2 separate regions of the Homo sapiens genome follow, and region 2 is linked to region 1. A link is a contact called in ENCODE Hi-C or POLR2A ChIA-PET data. All regions are on one chromosome and are shown on one strand. The core of a region is the stretch at or near the end of the contact, and the rest is flanking DNA. Distances in the headings are between cores, read along the strand shown. Region 1 holds the start of FAM184A (family with sequence similarity 184 member A). Region 2 holds the start of TRMT11 (tRNA methyltransferase 11).

Region 1 (5,296 bases), core at 1,096-3,595:
CTACAAACACAAAACCAGAGAGTCCACGTAACACTCAGTAAAGATCAGATGAGGCATTCAAGCGGTGTTGAGAGCACTGGCCTGAGAGCACCCTCTTGTCTCATTAGATATGAGGTGGGTAATGTCATGGGAGAAAACACCAGCTTCCGATCAATACACCTACGTTTACCAGTGGTGCTGACTTATTTTTTTCTGATAAAAGAACAGGAAACTGAAAAAGTGTTAAGTAGAAAGAAAAAAAATGTACTGAAGAGCAACAGCATTTGTTAAACAGAACACAGTCCCACTACCAGTTTACTGAGTTTTCCTATTACTTACAGTAGGGCTCTAGAGGGTTACATCTAAAATGAGAACAGTGGATGTTATGGACACATCATAAGAGAAAATCAGAATAAATATTCACGTGCTTCATTCAGGACATCAATATTCGGAAGATCAAACACTACTGCAGGAAGCCTGGCTTTTAGACTCCAAATGTGTAAATGTTCTGATGATACACTACTATCATTCCTTCTTAGATTTTCCTTTCTCTGAATGCAATACTCTGACAAAAAAGGAAACAAAACACCGCACACCTAACAATTTCTGAGACAGTGCTGAGATCAAACAAAAGACAAAAAAGAAAACTTCACAAGACGTTGGTTGAGTTTTACTGTTATGTACCTGTAACTTTTCTTTTGCTCTTCCATTTGTGCTCTCATTTTGTAGTCCTTTTATGTTATCTTTTCTATCCTCAATCACATTTCTTCACTAAAATCTTTTTATTCTCTTTTCAACCTTTTTTCACTCCTATTTCCTCCTTTCCTCTCTTCCGAATCTCATGTCTTACTTCACTCTCTCAAAAGTGCCAACCAGCAATGGGATTATGTGAGAACTTTACAGTTGAGTCAGACTCAGAGGCTATCTAGCAGTAACCCCCACGATGCCCATCTCTCTTCAGCATACCAACTCTCCTAACAAGCTGTTAGGAGACAGCTTAAACACATTAAGGTATATCATCTTTCTTAACTTTCAGACACCACAAATCACTTCTTACCGATAGGTATTGCTAGATTGCTGGTGAGTTCTAAGCAGAGCAATATAACAGATATGAATTGCTCTTGCTTCACAGATACCAATTCCTTCTCATTATCAACATTAAATTAGAAAAAAAGTTCACTAATTTAGGTACAGTCCTAAACTACACGTGGCCGAATGTGAAAGCTAACTGCTCTTTGAAAATTATCCTTCGACAGACAAACATTGAACTAGATGCAGGCACAGTGTGAGATTCATCTAATAAGCCTTGTTTGACATTTTGTCAGGATAAGGAATGACTCATTAAATGCCCCAAATTGGCACTCAAGGTATGTTTTACCCTCCTACATTCCTCTGAAAGTTGATTCTTCCCTTAACTGAGTAACCAGTAAGATACTGTTTAATTCCGAGTCATATTAGGTAAATACGGTACTGTACTTCAAATGGTACTGTAGTGTGATGCCTCGTGGAGCCCTGGCAGATGCATGGAAGCAACAGTAAAGTGATTTAGTATTGTGAAATAAAGGAACTAAATCCTAATTTGTTCTGTGCTGGTTTAGCCCCAAAGGGCAAGGAGGTGCAAGTCCCTTACGCGCACCGTGCCGCTGTGCTGTCTAGCTTAAATTCATGTTGCCAGCGTTCCACCAAAGTTTGCAGGGTTTTGGAGGTGTCTCCGGCTGTTGCTTCGGCGGAGGAGTAGAGTTCCCCTCGCTGCGGGCGCAGGGCGCACTGCCTCCCGGGGAGACAGGTGAGTCCGGCGCGGCCCGCACGGGGTCGCCACCTGCCCCGTCGCTGCCCCCCTTACCTTGGTGAGCTGGGCGATTTTCTTGCTCATTTTCAGGTGCATCTCCTGGCTGTAGTCCATGCTGTGCCCAGCCAGCTGTGCGGTGGCCGGCGAGGGCGCGAATTTGGCCGCCGAGCCGCCGTAATAGTGCTGCTGCCAGCTCATGCCCGGGGTCGCCATCTTCCCAACAGACCCCAGCCGGGGCACCTGTCCCCGCGGGTGGAGGCAGGCCCGTGGAGCAACGACGCCCGGGAGGCAAGAGTCGCGGCGGCCGCTTCCCGACCCGACACCCGGCGCCCCCCAGACTCGGCCGCAGGCGCCGTCCCACCCGCGACCCCCGGGTCACCCCTGGAAGGGACGGGGCGGTCCCGCCGGCCCGAAGCCGCGGGGACAACGGCGCGGGGCAGATGCCCGGGGTTGGGCGGCGGCGGCCGGGGGCCGGGCCAGCTCTTGGAGGCTCCTCGGCCCGCGCCTGGCGGAGGCGTCGAGGACAGCGCAGCTCCGCGGGTCCCGCTCGCAGCCCGCACCGAGGACTCGGCGAGGCTGCGGAGGGAGGAGGAGACGGGGCGGGCTGCGGCGGGGATAGGCGGGGACATGGAGGAGGACGCGGGAGCCGCCGTTACCAGGGCGCGCGCGGGGACGGCGACGTCATTTCCCCGCAGCCAAGCCCCGCCCAGCCCCGCGCAGCCGCCGCCGCCGCCGCCAGTCCCGCAGCCCCGCGGCCAGTGCGGGCGCCTCGCGAGGTCGATCCGGGATCGTGCCGCCAGTGCTTCCCCCGTGTGGCGGGGATCCAGCAGCCCAGCCCTGGCGGCGATCCCCGTGCAGCGAGCGTGAGGCCTGACGTAAAAAAAAAAAGTATCCCCAAGAAGACGGTGCTGTAATCACCTTCGGTTAGCAGAACGGGTGTCGATTTACAGACCCTTTCCACATGCGTCCTCGTGTGTGCAGGGCCCCAAGAAGTGGCTCTTCCCCAAGAAGAGAGGCAAGCCCAATCCAGAGACATGAGTAGTGAAGTAGCGAGGATTCCCTGCCCTGACCTTCCTTCCAATGGCACACAAGTGACCGTGACACTGTCTTAGCCGCCCCCTCCCACCCCGAGTGCCCGGCCACTGCCCCCAGTTCAGTGCTGAGTGTATGTGTGGAGGGAACGCTCCTTTTCAGTCAGCTGGTGGAGCACCGCATAGCTACTTTCCCGCGGTGGAGCCCAAGACAAATAGATATGAAACTACTTGGCTGGAAATAAGTAAGAATAGGATCGGAGTGAAAGTAATGGTAAAAAAAACAGAAGATGGAACAAGACATCAGTGCTTTAAGGATTTGGAGCTGGGCCAAAATGTGTCATAACTTGTGCATTTTCGCCTTCATAAATGTGTTATTCCCTACTGATTTTCTCTTAACATCTCTACCCCTGCAAGTCAAATGATTTTTTAAAAAAGTTTTTGTATCCTGCATTGAAGCATGTGAGTCATTTTAGGGCATGGATAATACTTTAAAAACGTAGAATTGTACCTGTTTTTTTAAAAATCGTATCTCCACGCAGTTTTGCAGAACCAAATTCCCCAACTCCATGTGATTTCTTTTTAGCATGCAAGTAGCCAAAATATAAATCTGAGAATATTAACAAACTAGAGAGCCGAATTTAACAAAGATTGTCTGGATGTGACAACATCTAAACAAGGTGAAGGTTTAATCGGACCCTGAAATACTTTAAGATCTGTTGGAATTCCTGAAAGGAAACTTGAAATTGGCTCTTTTCCCAGATGCTAGGTACTCAGTCCCCCTTAAATAGACCTTCCAGGAAAAATGTTGTCTAGTTCCGAGGTTCTGAATGGAGCATATGGCCAGAAACAAATATCCTACAAATGTTGCTCCTTAAGCACTAATGATCAAATAAAATTAAAGAGAATTAGAAACTAGTGCTATTTCATCAAATTCTAGGCATGGAAGATTCACAGTCATTTTAGAACTCATGTTCTTTACGTTCTAAGCAGAAATGTATGCTCAAAAGACTCTCTGTTTCACTAAATTTGTATAGCCAAGTCTTGCTAGGACAAAGATATTTTTGTTTTTGTCACTATGATAAAGTGGAAAGAGAATAAGACTGGAAATAAGGAAATGAATGTGTAGCATTAGTTGAGTCACCCAACCTGTTCACTCCTCAAGTGCTTCCACTGAAAAGAGATGGTGTTACCAGCTGCTTCCAGCTCGGACTTGGTAATGAGAAGTTAGGACCCTGGTCCACTGGTAATTCACTCTGAACTCCATCACATGAGTTTCCATCATCACTATGTAGCATAGCCCAAAAGGACCCTTTTCTTAAATACTATGCTCAAAAGACATCCACTGTCACTTCATGAATTTAATATTTTTCCCCACGACAATGGGATAAAACAAGACACAATTAAAGTTATATTTAATTATAAATAATGAATAGAAACATAATATACAGGTCGAGTATCCTTTATCCAAAATGCTTGGGACCCAAACTGTTCTGGGTTTCAGACTTTTTAGGATTTTGGAATATTTGCATTATACTTACTGGTTGAGCTTCCCAAATCCAAAAATCTGAAATCCAAAATGTTCCAATGAGCAGTTCCTCTGAGTGTTGTGTTGGCACTCAACATTTCTGGTTTTGGAGCATTTTAGATTTTGAGTTTTCAGATTTGGGATGCTCGGTTGGTAAGACACCCTGTATTAGTCTGTTCTCACATTGCTATAAAAAAAAACCTGAGTCTTCATAAAGAAAAGAGGTTGAATTGGCTCACAGTTCTGAAGGCCGTACAGGAATCATAGAAGCTTCTGCTTCTGGAGAGGCCTCGGGAAACTTACAATCATGGCAGAAGGTGAAGGGGAGGCAGGCAAAATTTACATGGCTGGAGCAGGAGGGGGAAAGAGAGCGGGGAGGTGCTACACGCTTTTAAACAACCAGATCTCATGGTAACTCACTGTCATGAGAACACCACCAAGTGAATGGTGCTAACCCATTCATGAGAACTTTGCCCCTCAGAAAACTTACAACATGGAGGAAGGTGAAGGAGAAGCAAGACACATCCTACATGGTATCAGGTGAGAAAGAGAGAAAGAGAGACAGGAACTACCAAACACTTATAAAACTATCAGATCTTGTGACAGCTCACTCACCATGACAAGAACAGCATGGGGGAAGCCACCCCCATGATCCAATTGAAACAGGAAAAGTTCCCTTGTCCCCTTCGCAGGGCGTGCAATGGGAGTGTGACTCACTTCTTTAGTGCCCCGCTGCTCAAACCTCTAGGGGAGCACAGAGATGGGCAAGCTGTGAGGCTCAGACCCCAAAGCAGTGTCTAGGGGTGAATGTTTATAGCCGAAGCCACAGTGGGCATGTGTTACAGGGTGCTCTTTTAGCTTAGCTGTCTGTAGGTGGCTTGTGTTAGCCAGTTCAATTAGACCCCTGCCTTATCACAAGGACAGAGGGCTTTCTATATCCTGGGGTTCTTGCCTTGGTGTACTGGAAGA
Region 2 (5,296 bases), core at 2,168-4,667, 6.9 Mb after region 1:
CCTCGGTATTTTTAAAAAACTCCTCAGGTAATTACAATGTGCAGCCAAGTTTGAGAACCTGTGCCCTATAGGATTAAGTACAATTCCCCTTTGGGCCTTGTTATGGTAGACTCTCAAGAAAATCTCTTTTATGGGACCTGAGACTGACTATACGATATATAATAATTTTCCTACTCATGGGAAGCAAATAGGAGCAAGAGATGAGGATTACTGGGAGTTGTGGTTAAACAAGAATCTGTGTGATTTAACAAGCGTGTAGAAGATGACAGGCATACCTACTTTAAATGACTTGCCAGAAGCTTTTCTTTGTTTAGAAATCATGATTGCTTCTGATTTAAGGAAGGAAAGGAGGACAAAAGACGTGGCTCAAATGAGGCAAATGTACTGTAATCTTTGTTACCTCTGGTTCACAAGTTCTGCCAAGGGAAGTAATAAATGGCATCCCATTCAAAGACTTACTGGGTCTCCAGCCTGTTTCCCTGCACATATTTTTCTATGCATAGAACCTGCTTTCCAGGTAGCAAATTAGAGGGCATCGTTTGTAACTAGGGCTTCAAGTTTGTTTTGGGGAGTCTTTAGAAAAGAGGATGGGATCTACATTTCTCTGCTTCTGGGGATCTTGTTGGAAATTTGACCTCAAGTAGCTGAGTCATACTTAAATCAACTCCAGCTGCTTAAGTCTGAATTGGTGCCTCAGAATTCCAACTCATACAGGCTTGTTTCCTTAGAGTAGGCAGTATTATTTCTCTCTTTTCCTAAATTATTTTCATTAAGATTGACAAGAGGGGAGACCCCTCTGGGACATCAAGAAATTCAAACCTCAGTAATGCTCTGCTGCAGTAAAGTTTGTGCAATTCTTATATAACTTATTCCAATAAAATTTTATTCTCAAAACTATTCAGAAGCCTCTTTTTACTAATTGCAAAAATCATAGTCTTAATACATATGAAGATAACTTTTCTCCCTCTTATTGGTGTACAAATCCCTATGGTTCTCTGTGATACCTAGACCCTTTTCAAGTGTTAGATGTTCAGCCTGAGATAGATGCATGGGCAGTTTTGATATTACATGTGACCTCTGCTGCTGGGACCTGTTAACTTTCTATTCATTTCTCTGAGTGTGTCCTACTAGCCTCAATACTTAAGTGGCATATTAAAACCAAAACTCAAAATTCCCCTTTCCAATTTCTGATCCTTACTTCCCAGGAATGTCCTCTGATTTTTTAGTAACAGGCGGCCTATACCAGAGGCTTTAACGTTTGCACAACAGCTGTCTCACAGAAGGAGACAGGTTCTAAGAGGTCTGCCCTAGAAGATGGAACATGGATGGAACTTTGGATCAGTTCCCAGAAGCCAGACTATGAACCTCCTTGCTCCTTACAGTACAAAAAAAAAAAAAAAAAAAAAAAAAGCAAGTCTCTGGATGCAGTTTGATCACCAAATTCCAAAGTCCTTATTCTCCTGCTGCTTCTTAACCACTCTTGTAAGCTCAAGAACTTTGAACAGGTCTGGCTGTGAGTCCCTCAAAGGCAGTTTCACTGATGTCACAGTAGTTCCACACTAACTCTAGTGGCCTGTGCAAGGTTAATCTCTACTTCTCCAGACCAGGTATCCAACAATTTAGATTCATGATGTAAATACTCTCCTGCTGGTTTCTGAGGTGGAGATTTAGTATAGATTTAGTCCTGAACTGTAGCACAAAGGAGCTGGGTGAAAAATCAGTGACACCTGATTCCATTTGGGTTCTCCAGGCCTTGTAGTCTCATTTGTCTCTATATAGCATCATATTAATCCAGGCATGAAAATCAGCAATTCTTTGATATTCTCTATAAAGTTGCCCCATCAAAATTCCATATTAATTTTGCTGAAGATTTGACAAGTTCTGGGGATGGGGCATATCAAGTACTGCACATCATTTCCCCAACATCTCATTGGTTTTCTGTCCCAACCTTGGCCTCTCTTCTCAAATAGTAAACAACTTTTCTTGTCTCAAAGTACTTTTACCCCCTTTTCTGAAGTTTTGGGGTCAAGAGACAGCTATGCTTCTCAGAGTCACTTAGCACAAGTGAACTTGAGACATATTCCTAACAAAAACAGATCTCTTGCTAACAAAAATTCTCATGTGATTTTCTTAAGAAAAATGTCAAGTGCCACTTATTGGCCCCATTCAATATGCCAGATGTTATATTCAACACTTTATGAACATTATTCCACTTAATCCTTGTAACAATCCTTTGCAGGAGGCAGTGTGTTTTTCCATTTTTAAAAGAAAACTCAAGCTCGGAGAGGTTAAGAGCATATACATGGTAAATGGTGGAAGTGAGGTTTGAATCTAATATTGACACCACAGCCTATGTTCTTAATCACTACCACTGCGCATCAACTACGTTTCTGGCACATGCCGCTGGGGATATGCCAGATACATACTCTTTTGCACCTTGTACAATACCACAGAGAAATGCAAAATAAATAATTTTTAATAGGGCAAAGGGCTCGGTACTCTCAAAAGCAGAAATAGCCCAGAGGGAGGGCTTGAGCCCGTAATTCTAGCACTTTGGGAGACTAGGGTAGGAGTATCCCCTGAGACCAGGAGTTCAAGGTTACAGTGAGCTATGATTGCGCCACTGCACTCACCTGGGTGACAGAGCAAGATTGTCTTAAAAAAAAAAAGTCACATATATACATAGAATATGCAATTAAAATATATTTCATAAACTATCTGCTATGAAATCTGTGCCAGTGTGAGCTTTCTCCAAGTTTTAATTTATGGCTGGCTGTGGATTTAGTCCTGAGTCTAACAAATAACACAACCTAATAATTATTGCCTACTTTGAGGAAGATATTCTTTTGGTTTTTGTTAAGAATAGAGTGAACCATAAAAGATTATATCAGACCTCAAGAGTTTATTATAATTGGGTTATAAGGCATGTGCTCTCGAAAAGTTGTTACATAAATACGAAAAATATACTGTTAAATGACTGGCCCAACTAAATCAGTTCCCAAAGCTGTGCTGGTTAGACAAACCTACAAGGAAATGGTGAAATTTCCAAGGAAATGGTGAAATTTCAGTCCAATTTTGAAGAACAGGTTTTGAAGGGCTGTAGAGAAAGCTGGAAGCACACTCCAAGTGGAACGATAACTTGGAAATATACTGTCTTATTATCACAGGCTGCTCCTGAAAGCCACGCGTCCCCGCTCACCAGCTACCAGCGCTGGGAGACCCCTAACCACCAGGCATTCACAGGTGAGGAAGCCCCTCCCACAGCGGCCGGAGTTTCGGACTCGGAGCGCGAGAAACGTCGGGATAGCGCCTGCCTCGCAGAGCTTCCGCTTCCGGCCCTTCAGGCTCTGTCTCTGTGGAGACTGGGCTTTGGGAGGGAGAAAGAGGGACCTAGCGCGGGCCGCGCAGGCGCACGGTGGGCAGCTGCAATGGCGCTGTCGTGTACCCTTAACAGGTATCTGCTCCTCATGGCGCAGGAGCATCTGGAGTTCCGCCTGCCGGTGAGTCCGTAGCGCCCTCCGGAACTTCCGACGGAAGAGGACGCTGGAGTGGAGTGGAGTGGGTGGAGGTGATCTGCATAGCCCGAGGAAGCTGGGATTCGGGGGTCTTCGCTGGTCTGCGCGGGTCACGCGTCCCCAGTCCTCGGGCGGGGTGAGCTTGGCGGAGGGTGTGTGTGAGAGAAGTCCGAGACCAAACCCCTCGGCCTGCTTAAACTTTTCATTCTTTTGCCCGTGTATCAAGTACCGGAGTTAGGCAGGTGAATATGACCGGTCATCTCACTCCCGGAGCTCTTCGTCTAGCGGAGAATAGAGACAGCTAACAAATGCTCAGGCTGGTGTTTGAAGTATTGGAATCTGCGGATCAAGCTCAGTGGAGGGGATGGTGGTGGGGATTAGATGATGGAGAAGTTGAGAAGAGTGTTTTATTTATTCAAGAAACGTTTTCAGAATGCATGTAGTCGAAGATCGGTACGCTGGGCATGTAACGATGATGTAAGCAATCTCTGCCCTCTAGGAGCTTACTGTTTAGAGTAAGGGCTGAGCAGACACATAGGCGTAGAATGACAAAAGAGCGTCGGTAAGTGCAGTGATAGATGCACATGGAAATATGAGAGCACGTGGAAGGGAAATCTAATCTACCTGAGGGGTTGGGGATGTTGGCCTTTAAGAGGGCTTCCAGAGGAGATGACACTTGAAATAAAGGATGAATAGGAGTTAGAGGGCCAAGGAGATAAATCAGTAAATTAGAATTACAAGGTGTTCATTATTACTGGATCACTAGTTATGTGGCAGAGTGGTAAGAAGAGAGCAAGGGAAGTAGATCGAGGCCAGAAAATGAAAACCTTGAGTACCCTGGAGCTTGGAAGGGGGATTTATTGAAAAGCCTTAAGTAAAAAAGTGACCACAAAATTAAATCAGTTTGACAACACTATGGAGGATGGATTTGAAAAGAATAAGACTTGAGCCAGAGACTAGGAGTCTGTGGGAATAGTCTTGTTAATAGATTAAGAAGGTCTGACCTAGGGCAAGGAGTAAGAGGATGGGATAGACTGGGAAAATATTTAGGCCATACAGTCATTAAGGCTGGATTGATTGAATATGTGGGAAAGGGGCACCAGTCAGGTATGACTCCTGGGGTGTATATAGGTAGGAGTGTCTCCATTTAAAATAGAGAACATAGGCAGATGTAAGATTTAAATTTTGTTTACACTGAATTTGATGTGGTTGTGTAACATCAACCTGAGATGACCAAGAGGCGGTGGATATATGAATATGCATAGAGTATGGCAGAGTGATCTGGACTAGTGATAAATATTTGGGAGTCTTCTTCATATGAAAACTAGGAGCGGGGAAGAAATTACTCAAAGGATAAGGTCAAAAGAGTAGCGGGCCAAGTATAGATGCTTGGAAGCATTGATATTAAGGGAAAGTCGGAGGAGGCCATGAAGAAGATGGGCAAGTGCCAGAAGGATGTGAGACCGCAGAAATCAGAAGGGTAAAGTTTTAGGAAGCAGGGACAAATGGATAAATGTCGAATGCAGTTGCTTTTTAGTGAGAAAAGAATGAAAAAGTGTCATTGATAGTCTCAATTAGAAGATAATTAATTGGTGATTTTTGCTAAAGCGAATATGTTGAGTTTTAGTAGGAGAAGCCAGGTGGCTTGGTTTAGTAATCACTGGAAAGTGAGGAAGGGGAGATAGGATAGACTGAGTGTCCTTAGCTAGAGCATAAGGGAAAGTAAGAAATTGGTTAACAGTTTGAAGAGGACCTAGGGTGAAAGGAGGATTCTCCCCATG

What was found. Hi-C counts contacts between places; a loop is a spot of excess contacts on that map. ChIA-PET counts read pairs that join two places held with the same protein, here RNA polymerase II (POLR2A).
Region 2: a loop to region 1 is called in a map of CD8-positive, alpha-beta T cell, with 8 times the contacts of the local background. The contact joins the promoter of TRMT11 here to the promoter of FAM184A in region 1. A Hi-C loop is called at or near these places in 1 of 168 maps with a recorded cell type or tissue (CD8-positive, alpha-beta T cell). POLR2A ChIA-PET finds 5 or more read pairs at or near these places in 1 of 52 experiments (T-cell).

The regions. Positions count from the first base shown.
Region 1 is chr6:119,076,319-119,081,614 of GRCh38, forward strand. It overlaps FAM184A (family with sequence similarity 184 member A), which reads right to left and starts at 2,346. Exons shown (of 18, transcript NM_024581.6): 1 at 1,823-2,346. The coding sequence starts at 1,981. RefSeq lists a silencer at 2,220-2,539.
Region 2 is chr6:125,983,123-125,988,418 of GRCh38, forward strand. TRMT11 (tRNA methyltransferase 11) reads left to right here and starts at 3,418. Exons shown (of 13, transcript NM_001031712.3): 1 at 3,418-3,500. The coding sequence starts at 3,429. RefSeq lists enhancers at 2,641-3,471, 3,449-3,938, 3,472-4,301.